4 separate regions of the Homo sapiens genome follow, and regions 2, 3 and 4 are each linked to region 1. The links are chromatin contacts, found by Hi-C or POLR2A ChIA-PET in ENCODE. All regions are on one chromosome and are shown on one strand. Each heading gives the region's core, a stretch centred on a gene start or an enhancer-like site at or near the end of the contact. The rest is flanking DNA. Distances are from core to core; before and after follow the strand shown. Region 1 holds the start of PPP1R10 (protein phosphatase 1 regulatory subunit 10). Region 2 holds the start of PSORS1C3 (psoriasis susceptibility 1 candidate 3). Region 3 holds the start of TCF19 (transcription factor 19). Region 4 overlaps HCG27 (HLA complex group 27).

The links. A loop is a pair of places that touch in the nucleus more often than their neighbours do. ChIA-PET counts read pairs that join two places held with the same protein, here RNA polymerase II (POLR2A). Pooled maps may share reads with other maps.
Region 2: a loop to region 1 is called in a pooled map, with 3 times the contacts of the local background. The contact joins the promoter of PSORS1C3 here to the promoter of PPP1R10 in region 1. A Hi-C loop is called at or near these places in 1 of 168 maps with a recorded cell type or tissue (naive thymus-derived CD4-positive, alpha-beta T cell), 1 of 37 single-sample maps with no recorded cell type and 10 of 50 pooled maps. POLR2A ChIA-PET finds 5 or more read pairs at or near these places in 7 of 52 experiments (BJ, CD4-positive, alpha-beta T cell, CD8-positive, alpha-beta T cell and 4 more).
Region 3: a loop to region 1 is called in a map of B cell, with 22 times the contacts of the local background. The contact joins the promoter of TCF19 here to the promoter of PPP1R10 in region 1. A Hi-C loop is called at or near these places in 4 of 168 maps with a recorded cell type or tissue (B cell, CD4-positive, alpha-beta memory T cell and naive thymus-derived CD4-positive, alpha-beta T cell), 2 of 37 single-sample maps with no recorded cell type and 9 of 50 pooled maps. POLR2A ChIA-PET finds 5 or more read pairs at or near these places in 11 of 52 experiments (CD4-positive, alpha-beta T cell, GM12878, H1 and 8 more).
Region 4: a loop to region 1 is called in a map of OCI-LY7, with 8 times the contacts of the local background. The contact joins the enhancer-like site here to the promoter of PPP1R10 in region 1. A Hi-C loop is called at or near these places in 2 of 168 maps with a recorded cell type or tissue (OCI-LY7 and naive thymus-derived CD4-positive, alpha-beta T cell), 1 of 37 single-sample maps with no recorded cell type and 13 of 50 pooled maps. POLR2A ChIA-PET finds 5 or more read pairs at or near these places in 4 of 52 experiments (CD4-positive, alpha-beta T cell, CD8-positive, alpha-beta T cell, HEK293T and 1 more).

The regions. Positions count from the first base shown.
Region 1 is chr6:30,615,853-30,618,849 of GRCh38, reverse strand. It overlaps PPP1R10 (protein phosphatase 1 regulatory subunit 10), which reads left to right and starts at 1,607. Exons shown (of 20, transcript NM_002714.4): 1 at 1,607-1,626; 2 at 1,852-2,372. It overlaps MRPS18B (mitochondrial ribosomal protein S18B), which reads right to left and starts at 1,010. Exons shown (of 7, transcript NM_014046.4): 1 at 907-1,010. The coding sequence starts at 984. RefSeq lists an enhancer at 781-1,349.
Region 2 is chr6:31,185,014-31,187,909 of GRCh38, reverse strand. PSORS1C3 (psoriasis susceptibility 1 candidate 3) reads left to right here and starts at 1,593. Exons shown (of 3, transcript NR_152839.1): 1 at 1,593-1,884. RefSeq lists enhancers at 1,083-1,670, 1,671-2,260.
Region 3 is chr6:31,157,148-31,159,857 of GRCh38, reverse strand. TCF19 (transcription factor 19) reads right to left here and starts at 1,269. Exons shown (of 4, transcript NM_007109.3): 1 at 1,136-1,269; 2 at 151-961. The coding sequence starts at 388. CCHCR1 (coiled-coil alpha-helical rod protein 1) reads left to right here and starts at 2,056. Exons shown (of 18, transcript NM_001105564.2): 1 at 2,056-2,473. The coding sequence starts at 2,258. RefSeq lists a silencer at 407-590 and enhancers at 1,814-2,314, 2,315-2,710.
Region 4 is chr6:31,202,491-31,205,394 of GRCh38, reverse strand. HCG27 (HLA complex group 27) reads right to left here. Exons shown (of 2, transcript NR_026791.1): 2 at 1,427-2,904. Among named protein-coding and RNA genes, the nearest start is that of HCG27, 6.2 kb to the right of the region's middle. RefSeq lists enhancers at 1-39, 40-759, 760-1,479, 1,480-2,200, 2,359-2,897 and 1 more. Within about 2 kb of position 1,319, at least 33 of the 41 ENCODE cell types and tissues checked have a DNase peak (open chromatin) inside an H3K27ac peak, as active enhancers do; they include CD4-positive, alpha-beta T cell, CD8-positive, alpha-beta T cell and OCI-LY7, where a contact is called at or near this core.

The DNA of each region.
Region 1 (2,997 bases), core at 358-2,857:
GAAGGATATCTAGGTTCTTGGAACTAAGATGTGTGGTGGGGAGGGGATGCAGAAGACAGGTGAGTCTCCAAATCAATCCAATGAAGTCACTGAGTTGCCCATTTTCATAAAAGCTGAAGGTCAACATTCTACAGGGCAGAACAAACTTGAGTCCTAACGCTAGTTTTAAAGCTACCAAGGCTGTTATTATTTCTGTGTTGACCTCTGTCACCACTCTTCAGTCCCACTTTAGGGAGTGGCAGCTGGGCAAGCCTTCCTATCTCACCGTGCCCCACCAAGAACCTCCAGAGAGGTGAGTACACAAGACTGGAGGGAAACCTCAATTCAAAGGACGGAGTTAAGCTCTCATAACTCCGATAAGAAACTGATTTAATAAAGAGAGCTGAGAAACTGTCCTCAGGTCGTAAGAATATATCCTGACCTTATTGAGAAATAGCAAGGTTGGTAGAAATTGGGATCCCTAATTTCCCCAAGGACATTCCAGAGCAACACAGATTTAGTCACCACTTGCATAGTTAACAGCTGGTTGTGGCGCTCGCTTGGGGAGTACATATGTTATGCTAAAATTGCAACGATACAGAGATTAGCATGGCCCCTTAATTAGTTAAATAATTTTTAAAAAGCTGGTTATGCATGACTGAGGGTGGACAGGGGTCAATTCCATCACTTAAGTTATTTTACTGAAATGGCATTTTGGAAAAAGGATGATACCTAACCCTGGCGTTTAGTCCTCGGCTCGGGATTAGAAAATGCGCGGGGTGTGGGGGGGGGGTTGCAGGAAGTACTGCCTAGACAGCTAAGACACACGTGGGAAGGTCTCCACTCGTGGATTCCTGACAGTGGAGCGACAACCTCGAGAAGGTATAACCAACTTGAGGTTGTGCAAAATGTCTTTCGAAGAGTTACCTGAACTCTGTGAGAACCTCGGAAGAGAGATAGCATAGGAAGCCGCCTCAGCACGGTGTTTAATACAGACGCCGCCATCTTGACGTACGCCCAGGACAGGAATTGACGGAAAGGCAACTGCGCATGCTTCAGGAAACTGAGTAGGGCAGGGCCAAGGACAAGCCCGCAGTGCGGAAGGCGGCCCCACGTTTGCGTCAGGACGGAAGCGTGAAAGGGAAGGCATGGGGGAGAAGCTAATTTCAACTGCGTCACAATCGAATTAGACCCCAAAATTGCGGTTTTTTTTGGCCAGTCACTACGACTCTTAGATCGCATTGTTAAAGTTTGCCTTTTAAGCAATTTTGAAGGCGATTTTTAGCGGTATCCTCTCAGTGCGCATGCGCTCTTAGGTTTCTACCAATCCTGGGTGAGAAATGTTCTCCAGGGCGGAAGTGGCGGAAGCAGAGGAAAGGGAGGTGCTAGGCTCCTGGTCACGCGCACGCGACAGGGAGGCAGGAAGGAGGCGGAAGAGAGTGCCAGGGAAAGGGGCGGAGCAAAGGTGAAGTGAGAGTAGCCAATCAGTTGGCGAGTTGTCATTTGGGTTGACCAATGAGTTCACGCCTCGCGTATAATGTCTCGCGACAAGGGCGTTTCACTAGCACGTTTGGGCGCGTTGGGCGGCGTCCGGGTATAAAAGACTCCACCCGAGCGGGCGGCCGCCATTCTGGGGTTCGTTTAGAGGTAAGTTTGCCTACTTTGTCGTCTAGTGGGTAAAATTTTGCGGAGAGCGTTGGATCTGGGAAGCGGGATAGGGATGGATGGGTTCATTTGAGAGCCACGGCTTAAAGCGGTTGCGATCAGGATGGGACACAGGTTTGTTTGGGGACAACAAAGATGGCATTTGTGAGTGTTTTGAAGCAACCCGTACTGATTACATCTTTCTCCCTTGTGTTCCTTTTATCCCAGGTTTGAATTTTCTCGGAGAAAGACAGGCCGGCCACGAGGAAAACAGAAACAAGCCGCAGCAACATCTAAGCCCTTGAAAGGATCCTGAGAGAGGGGGGAAAGGGAAAACAGCAGCCACCAGCCCAACCACTTGTGTCTTCTGCCCCTTCCCACCTATCTTGCCCACCCCACCAGCCCACGCTGCTTGGGACTTGAAATCTGTGGCCGAAGGACCGTCACTACATAACTTCAAAAATAATCAACCACCCTCCCTTCCCAAACCACCCAAATTCACTCATCCAGCGTTTACTTTTTTGAATCCACTCAGAACTTTTTTCTGCGACCCCCCTCCCTAAATGGAGTTGGGTGGGGGGGAAATGAATACTGAGTTGGCCTTTATTTTTTAAAAGACTTTTTGATCCAATGAGGCCCCCTAAATAATTGAGTTTTGGGTCCTGGTTGGTTGTTTTATTTTTTTTCCTCCAAAATTTTACCCCCTCCCCCCTGAGCCCGAGGTGCTGACGTCGCAAAAAAATTGGATAGTAAGTGTCGAATTTTCAAAAACCAGCCTTGCAACAAGAAATCAACGTTTCCCGTTGTGAAACCAAAAATAATGAGAGGAAGAAATGAGACCATAGAACAAATAGAGAACTGGAGAAGGACCAATCTGGTCACTTAATCTCCATTAAAAAGGGCCTGTGGGTCTAAACAGTCTTGTTCTCTCTCCCCTACCACCTATCTCTTCCCTGCCTTGCTGCAGGCAAAGAGAGGGTGGAGGGAGGGCCAGCAAGTGAGGATTTTGATGGTTAACCCTTGGTAATCCAGCCAATTTCCAGACTGCCAAAGCCATATGTGTTTATATAAGGAGGAATGGTTACCTTCCTCTGGTTAGCAGCAGTCTTCAAAAGGGTTAATGAGCTCACATACAAGAGATGGTGGATCTTGTGGCCCAGAAGTACCACTTCTTTGTGTGTGAGACAAGCAGGGTGCCTTTCAATTTGCCAGATTAATAAGCAATCTGTACATAAAGATTGCAGGGTAAGGAGATGGGCAGAGAGAAGTAATAGCTCGCTATAACTTTTTAAATGACTGTTAAATCCTCTCAATTTTAATGTAATTTGCTTGGGGTATATTTGTGTGGTTAAAATAGGTGGCAATCTAGGAATA
Region 2 (2,896 bases), core at 344-2,843, 570 kb before region 1:
ACTCATATCCTTATCTCCAGTTCTTGGCACATAATGGGCACTCAGTTTATTGTTAGGTGAATAGGCTGCTGTGGAGAAAGGTAAATAAATGATGGAAAAAATTACAAGGGGAATTAACTAATCTGTACACTAAACCCCTGTGACAGGAAATTTATCTCTATAACAAACCTGCTCATATACCCCTGAACTTAATATAAAAGTTTTTAGGCCAGGTGCGGGGCTCACGCCTGTAATCCCAGCACTCTGGGAGGCCGAGGTGGGCAGATCACCTGAGGTCAGAAATTTGAGACCAGCCTGGCCAACATGGTGAAATCCCCATCTCTACTAAAAATACAAAAAATTAGCCAGGCATGGTGGTGCATGCCTGTAGTCCCAGCTACTCGTGAGGCTGAGGCAGGAGAATCACTTGAACCCGGGAGGTGGAGGTTGCAGTGAGCTGAGATCTCACTCCAGCCTGGGTGACAGAGTGAGACTCCGTCTCAAAATAAATAAATAAAATCGGTGAGAAGCTCACTTCCTAAACCACAAACCCTCCTCAAATAATCAGAATTGTCTACTCTCATCTACCCTGCACCCCGTACTCTCCCTCTCTCCACAGTGGCTGAAAGAATGATGGGGAAGAGAGGAAGAAGAAATTGCCTTAGGCCTTCTCCCTCTTCTAGGGTCTCTGTCTTTCCACTATTTTCTTTTAAAAACTTTTTGCTTTTTTTTTTTTTTTTTTTTGAGACACAGTCTCACTCTGTCACCCAGCCTGGAGTGCAGTGGCATGATCTCGACTCACTGCAACCTCCCCCTCCCAGGTTCAAGCCATTCCCTTTCCTCAGCCTCCCGAGTAGCTGGGACTACGGGTGCGTGCCACCATGCCCAGCTAATTTTCGTATTTTTAGTAGAGATGGAGTTTCACCATGTTGGCCAGGCTTGTCTTAAACTACTGACCTCAAGTGATCCACCCACCTCAGCCTCCCAAAGTGCTGGGATTACAGGCGTGAGCCACCATGCCCGGCCAAAAACCTTTTACATGAGCAGGTTTGTTATAGAAGTAAATTGCCTGTCATGGGGATTTGGTATACAGATTAGTTAATCCCCCATGTAATTCTTTCCACCATTTATTTACCTTTCTCCACAGCAGCCTATTCCCTTTGAGGGAAGAGAGAGACCCTTTCGTATTGTTTTATATTGCTTTATACTCAGTACCTGTTTTAAGAAAAAACAAGGAAGTAAAACCAAAGACAGGCAGCCTGGCGCCAGGCCCGAAACCAGGCCTGGGCCTGCCTGGCCTAAACCCAGTAGTTAAAAATCAACCCATGACTTAGAACGCGATGTTATTCCTAGATTCCAGACATTGTATAGAAGAACATTGTGACACTCCCTGCCCTGTTCTGTTTCTCTCTGACCACCAGTGCATGCAGCCCCTGTCACGTACCACCTGCGTACTCAAATCAATCACGACACTTTCATGTGAAATCTTTAGTGTTGTGAGACCTTAAAAGGGACAGAAATTGTGCATTCAGGGAGTTTGGATTTTAAGGCAGTAGCTTGCCGATGCTCGCAGCTGAATAAAGCCCTTCCTTCTACAACTCGGTGTCTGAAAGGTTTTGTCTGGGGCTCGTCCTGCTACATTTCTTGGTTCCCTGAACAGGAAGCGAGGTAACTGACGGACGGCCAAGGCAGCCCCTTGGGTGGCTTAGGCCTGCCCTGTGGAGCATCCCTGCGGTGGACTCTGGCCAGCCTGAGTGACGCGATCCAAAGAGCGCTCCCGGGTAGGAAATTCCCCGGGTGGAACGCCTCGCCAGAGCAGCACGTAGCAGGCCCCCGAGGAGGATTAACACACTGGCTGAACACTGGGAAGGAACTGGCACTTGGAGTCCGGACATCTGAAACTTGGTAAGACTAGTCTTTGGAACTTGCCCCACTCCATCTGAGTGGAAGCATGGCCTGATCACCCATGGTGTGCCTGTACTGGCACTTTTATTCTGGTTTTGACTTGACTTAGATTGTGTGATACTTTGGTTTTGGTTTTGGTTTTGACCTGGCTTGGGTTTTTGGATACTCTGATTTTGGTTTGGTGTAAACTGCAAAAGTGTGTGTGCCCTGTTTTTTTGTTTTGTAGTGCACGTGTGGTGTGAGCGTGGTGTTTTGTCTCGAAGAAGCATGGGTCAGGCACAAATAAGCCCACCCCACTAGGAACTATGTTAAAAAAAATTTTTTTTCAAGAAAGAATTTAAGGGAGATTACGATGTTACTGTGACACCAGGAAAACTTAGAACTTGTGAAATAGACTGGCCAGCATTAGAGGTGGGTTGGCCATCAGAAGGAAGCCTGGACAGGTCCCTTGTTTCAAAGGTATGACACAAAGTAACCTGTAAGCCAAGGCATCCAGACCAGTTTCTGTACATAGACAGTTACAGCTGGTTTTAGACCCCCTTCCCCCTACAGTAGTTAAGAGAACAGTAGCATAAGCATCTGGCAGAGGCAAGGAAAGACCAGCAGAGAGAAAAAAAGGCCATCTATACCAATTCTAAGTTAATTTAGACTAAACAAGGTCTTATTAATAGCAAAGGATAATTGAAATCCCAAACTTACAAGGTTTTCAACAAAAGTGAAGTTTGCTAAAAATTAACAGTATAACATGTATTATGGTAACTTCTAATCTTGTGGCCTTAGACAGTCTAGTCCAAAGACAAAAAAAAAGTTCACTTTAAAAAAAAAAAGCGGGGGAGGCAGAATTTATGTAAAAAGAGTGTTATATGGTAAATTCTTGTCCTGAAATAAATTAACTGGTTGTTTAAAGAAAAAAAAATGTTTGTAATAAGTCAGAAAGTTGAGACATGTTGAAGAATTGTCGGCGAAAGTCGTGAAAGAAAAAATGTTATAAAAAAATTTATGCAAAAAATAT
Region 3 (2,710 bases), core at 20-2,519, 540 kb before region 1:
TCTGGTGGGAAGATGAAGGTCTGGACCACGACCATCCATCCAATCTGATGGGAGTATGGGAGGCAGGCAGCAGGGTCTTGTGGAGACCTTACTCATTCCAGCCTGGCGCTTCAACCACCCAGGGGCAAAGCTGCCCTGCTTAATGCTCACCTTGGCTGCTGTGGTCTTCCAGGCTGACCCTCCAGTCATCACCCCGGGGCTCGGCATGCAGTTCGGCGTGGATCCCAGAGATGAGGCCAGGCTCCTGCTGGGGCCGCAGGGCCACATCACACAGGTCGGCCCTGTGGCCCAAGCGATAGGTGCAGCCAGCCCCGGCGGGGGGGTGGAAGGTGTAGAGATCACCGCCCCTGCCGCCCCCTATGCGCAGCAGTTGGAAGCAGGGCAGCATGGGCGGTGCCCCCTCTGCACCACCTCTTCCACTTCAGGCATCCATTTCCTTTCCCACTCCTGGGCCACGCACCGCTGGCTTAAGTTCGCTTCCCAGTCTGATGCAAACTTGAGTTGTGCTGTATGCGGTTTCAACTTTGAGCACACTACCTGAATAGCCCAAATTCAGAGTGCAAGCAGCCTAGGACTCAATGCAAAATTGGTTAAGCCGACTTGCAAATGAAAAATTCCAGGAAGGTCTCCGTGCAATGCAAACTCAGGAACACGTCCTATGGCACCTCACTTGAGCTGGATCCTCAGATCGCAAAATATTTGGGGAGCCTCCAATCTGCAAGGCAAGGATACTTTAGGCAGCTCCTGTGTGTGTCGGGGTGGCGGGGCGCGGGGAAGGAGGTCCTGTTATACACACGTCTACGTGCAATACGAACACATCACCTCTGTGTAATTCGGAGAAGAGTAGCTTCTTCCTGTCAAACTTGCTTATCCTAATAGAGCACTCCTGCTTGCCTGCGCCCCGATCTTCTGGCCAATCCCTCACTCATAACTGGTTGAACCTCCGAGGGCAATGAATCCACTGTCATCCCCCAAAAGAAAGTGCAAACGAGTCCTTAAGTACTCCAACAAATTGGACCTAAACCCCTACTTCCCGGCTTCTCTAGGTGGGATAAAAACAGGAAGGAGCTCCCCGCGATCATGCAAGGCATACCCGGCCTTTTCCCACTCCGCCCCAGCCCCGTTTCGGATCTACCCGCGCGGCGCAGTCTCCGAGTAGCCTCCTCTTCAAGCAGTGCCAGCCTGTGCGGCGGATCCCGGGACCCCTTGGGCTCCTCGGCAGGAGCCGACGTTGCTGCATCTGTTTGACAGCCAAGAAGCCGGGGCCAGGAGGGGCGCGGCCTCTGCGCGCGGGCAGCGCCTACCCCTCCTTCGGAATTCCCGGGCCCGAACTTCGCGCCGAGCGAGCCCGCCCCCGTGCCGTTCCCGATTGGCCAGCTCATGTGTTCTCTTCCGCGCCATTGGACAGCGCCCCAAGATCTCCCGCCTTCCACTTTTTCTGATTAGTTCACAAGTTTTCCCGGGTTGCCGCAGTGAGGAGGAGCCGCCTGGGCGCGGAGATGCTCCGACGCATTTAGTGGGCCCAAATTTAGACGCCACTGCGCCTGCGTACACCTTTCCCCCTCCTCCCAACAGAGTGAAATAGGACTTTAGGGCGCCCGCCTTGCGCAGGCGCGGTCAGGGGCAGAGGCGGGGCCGGGAGCGAGGCGTAGGGGGTGTGGCCAAAGCGCAGTAGGGGGCTCTCGCGGTTGGTAAGGGACGTTCGGGAAGAGTCGGTTGGGGGCGGGAAGGGGCTGAGCGGGGGTCCTGGGAGGGTTCAAGGGGTCCAAAGGGGAAGGGGGTACAGGGGCCAGGTGAAGGGACAGATGAAGAGATCAGAACAGCCTTAGAGCTCACGGGCTAACTGGGTGAAGCCTCGGGTATCTAGGGGAGCAGTGGTGGGAGAGTAGAGCCGGCTAGCGTACAGGGGGCGAGGGCAGGCTATTGAGAGATGGGGGTGAGGGTCAGGACCAGAATAATTCCTTCAGAAAAAGGTAGATTAGGTTGTAAAAAGGGACGGGAGTAGGGATCCCAGATTCGGGTAAAAAATAGATTAATGAGGGTGGGAGGGTGGGAGGAAGATCTTAAAGTGCCCACTATGTGTTAGGACTCGAGAAAGAGGAGGCGGGCAGCAGGCATGGAAGCTAAGGGGATAGTAGAGAGAAGCTGAGAGAACAGCCGCAGGAAAGATTTGAATAAGATGTCAGGACGCTGGCTTTTCTGCCTGGGGATCTAGGCGGCCTGGATTCCCAAGGTCTTGGGGAGGGTCTAGCCCTGCATGTGGCCACATTCAGCTGGGGCCAGGCCTTGGGCCAGCACTTTAACAGGGAAGGACCCAAGAGTCATGGCCTGCTGGTGTCTGGATGGGCTTCCCTCAGGCCTTGCTGAGCCATGGAGAGAACTCTGGAGATGGCGCTCAAGACCCCTGCACTGTGTACCTCCTTTCTCACCTCTGGCCAGGAGCAGCAGGGACCATAGAAACTTAAGGAGGAGGGTAGAGGCACTGCCCAGAATCCTGAAAGTATGAGTAAAGCCTCAGAGCCCCTCTCAGTCTGTCTCTTTCAGTAAATTCTCTCCACTTGATAGTTGCTTGGGTTCCATGAGGAACCAGGTTGAGACAAGCAAGTGAATTTGGGGTATCTCCTACTTTGGGGAAGTAGGAAAAGAGCTAAGCATCGGGTGGACCTGGCTATAATTCAAGGATTATGACTTTGTTATTGTAGGGGCTTTC
Region 4 (2,904 bases), core at 70-2,569, 590 kb before region 1:
AGGTGATCTGCCCACCTCGGCCTCGCAAAGTGCTGAGATTACAGGTGTAAGCCATCGCACCCACCTATTATCTTTTAATTTATACAGTTTCAAAATATTCCAATGTTTAGTATATACCCTAGAGGTGTTTCAGTGACAGTAGAGGAGGTGGCTTTCTAGGTAACAAGAGAATCCTGCAACCACAGAAACATGTACCAAAATCCAGGAGGTCATCGGCATCCCTGTGAGCTAAGCCGGACGATGGAGTCCAGGGTGTTCCCTTGAATCCCCATGAAACTGAGGCCCTAGGAGGTCATGGGCATTTGCCATGCACCATTCTAGGTCTCACTGGTGCTGGACGTCTCCAAGCTGAACTGAAGTGATCTCTGCTGCCAGCCGGGGAGCCTGGATGTCTCACCAACAAGCCCTTCCTTATTTCACTGATCTGCCATTTTTAATGTCCAGTCATCATGCTTGGAATGCCTGGTTATAGTCCCCATGACTACACATCCATGTGGCCACACATCCTGCACTCAACATGGATGGCCTCTTGGAACGTCTCCTGTTCTCAGAGGAGACGTTCAGAACACACTCCTCTGAGACTCAGAGGAGTCTCAGAACACACAGAGCCTGGAGGAATGGGGACTGTTGGCAAAAGTAGATCTAATGTGTCCCTCAAGGTGAACAAAAATCTTTGAAGAGATTACTTGATTAACAAACAAGTGCTGGGCGCGGTGGCTCATGTCTGTAATCCCAGCACTTTGGGAGGCCAAGGTGGGCTGATCATAAGGTCAGGAGTTCGAGACCAGCTGAGCCAGTATGGTGAGACCCCGACTCTATTGAAAATACAAAAATTAGCCGGGCGTGATGGTGCACGCCTGTAATCCCAGCTACTTGGGAGGCTGAGGCAGGAGAATCGCTTGAGCCCAGGAGGTGGAGGTTGCAGTGAGCCGAGATAGAGCCACTGCACTCCAGTCTGGGTGACAGAGTGAGACTCTTGTCTCAAAAAAAAAAAAAAAAAAAAAGTTACAATAGCCAGTAAGTACAGATCAGGTGCAGTCCTGGGAGGAACAGCAAAACAAAAAGTGAAACAGAAGCAGCAAAAGTCCCAAGGCTGAATAATCAGGGCGTTCCATCCAAATAAGGTAATTGTAAACACTGTAAAAGCAGCAGCCAAATGGAAAGCAATCACAATTAGTTGCTCAAAGAATGTGAGTGAGTTAAAAGGTCCTCCCCCAAAACCTTAATAGATCTGGGGAAAGCAGTGATAGTCAATCAGGGGTCTCTGGCTGCCATAGTACTCACCAGTAGTGAAGGGAAACTGAAACCAACGAAGCAGACAAACCTCTGAGTCATGGCACCGGAAATGTTGACGGCTGTTGTAATACCTTGGTTCTTGACTTCTTCATTTAAAAGAATTTAAACAAGAAACACGCAGCAAAGGAGATGAAGTACAAAGCAATTTATTACAAAGGAAAAATATTATTTTGAAAGTTAAGTGCAAAATAAACTGTACACCCTGAGAGGATTCAGGGTGGGCTGCTCCTAAGGATGAGACAGCATTGATCACTGCTGGAGAAACTCCCTTTATGGGAGTCTTACATGATTATTCACAGGAGGTGGGTGGGAAGAGGTGTTACTAGCAAGCATGTTCTGGGCGGTCTTCTGGGTGCACGTGTGCAGTAGCTGTACATGCTTGTTCATACATCTCATGACTCATTAGCATCTTAAATCTCCACCCAGGGCTGTGTTTTTTTTCACTATTGTGATGAGCAAAGGGTCAGTCTGAGAACAGGTGGAAATGCACGTGTTCTGTACAGGGTAAACTCCCTATTGGAGATAGCTTTGCTTGAATGAGCTGGACTACAATGTGAATGCTAGAGTTTATTGTGTTGATTGTGTGGTCATCACCAGTCGCTATGTCCCGAGGACATGTTTACTTTTTTCATTACCTATACTTCCTCAATTCCAACACCTGCCTGAGCTTACACAGGCAAATAAATGACTCATTTCAGCACCACCTTAGAGCTTATTCAGTGCAGCCTTTGACATCCCTCAGAGGAGAAGTTTTCCAAGCATGATTTTATTTTGTAAAGCCTCCGTTTTTTCAGCCTGCAGAGCTGAGACATTGATAATTTTATTCTCAAATATTTAGAGACTTTCTTATAAGATTTTCACATCTTGGTAACAAATTTCACTTACAAAATTTGCCAGAATAGGCAAAAGGAAAGAGACAGCAGGAGGGATCACTAAGATTTTTCTTTCCTGTGGAGTATTTTACTGTTCCTGCTTCTCTTTTCACTTTCCTGGGCTTGGGGGAAGGGCAGCTCCCTCGGACCATGAAAGAAAAATGGTAATACGGAAACATCTGTCTTTATCGCCTCCCCCAACCCTTCCACTCTGCTCTGGCTGTGCCCATTCTCCCTCCCACCCCCTGGCCCATAAGCCTTTTCCTTCTCCCAACCTCACCGAGAGCCCAAACTCTCACCTACAGCTGGCTCCTCAGTGGGAACTGAGTCATTACCTGCTAAAGGGTAGAAGAGGAGAGAGAGAGGCCAGAGCCTGGGGATGGGGCAGAAGGTGCGGCAGGAAGGAAGGTTAGAGTGAGAAAAATTTCCAAATAAGGGGTGATGTGTGAGTGCTCAGAGGGTGACTGAGGACATCTCCAGCATTTCCATTGAGGAGGGAGGAAGGAGGGGCCCTTGGGTTCTGGGGCAGATGCCGGCAGGGTCTGGATGAGATGCCCCCAACCTCAACCCTGGTCCTCTGAAAACACTTCACCCAGTCACACTGAGGAGCCCCTCCAGGCCCAGGGGCCCCTCCAGGTAGGCGTATCTCAGCTCCTCTCTGGAAGGACCCCCACAGCTGCCCAGCCCTGGTATGTCTCATCTCCCTGGTTCTGGTCCCCTTGAGTCTTGAGTCCGG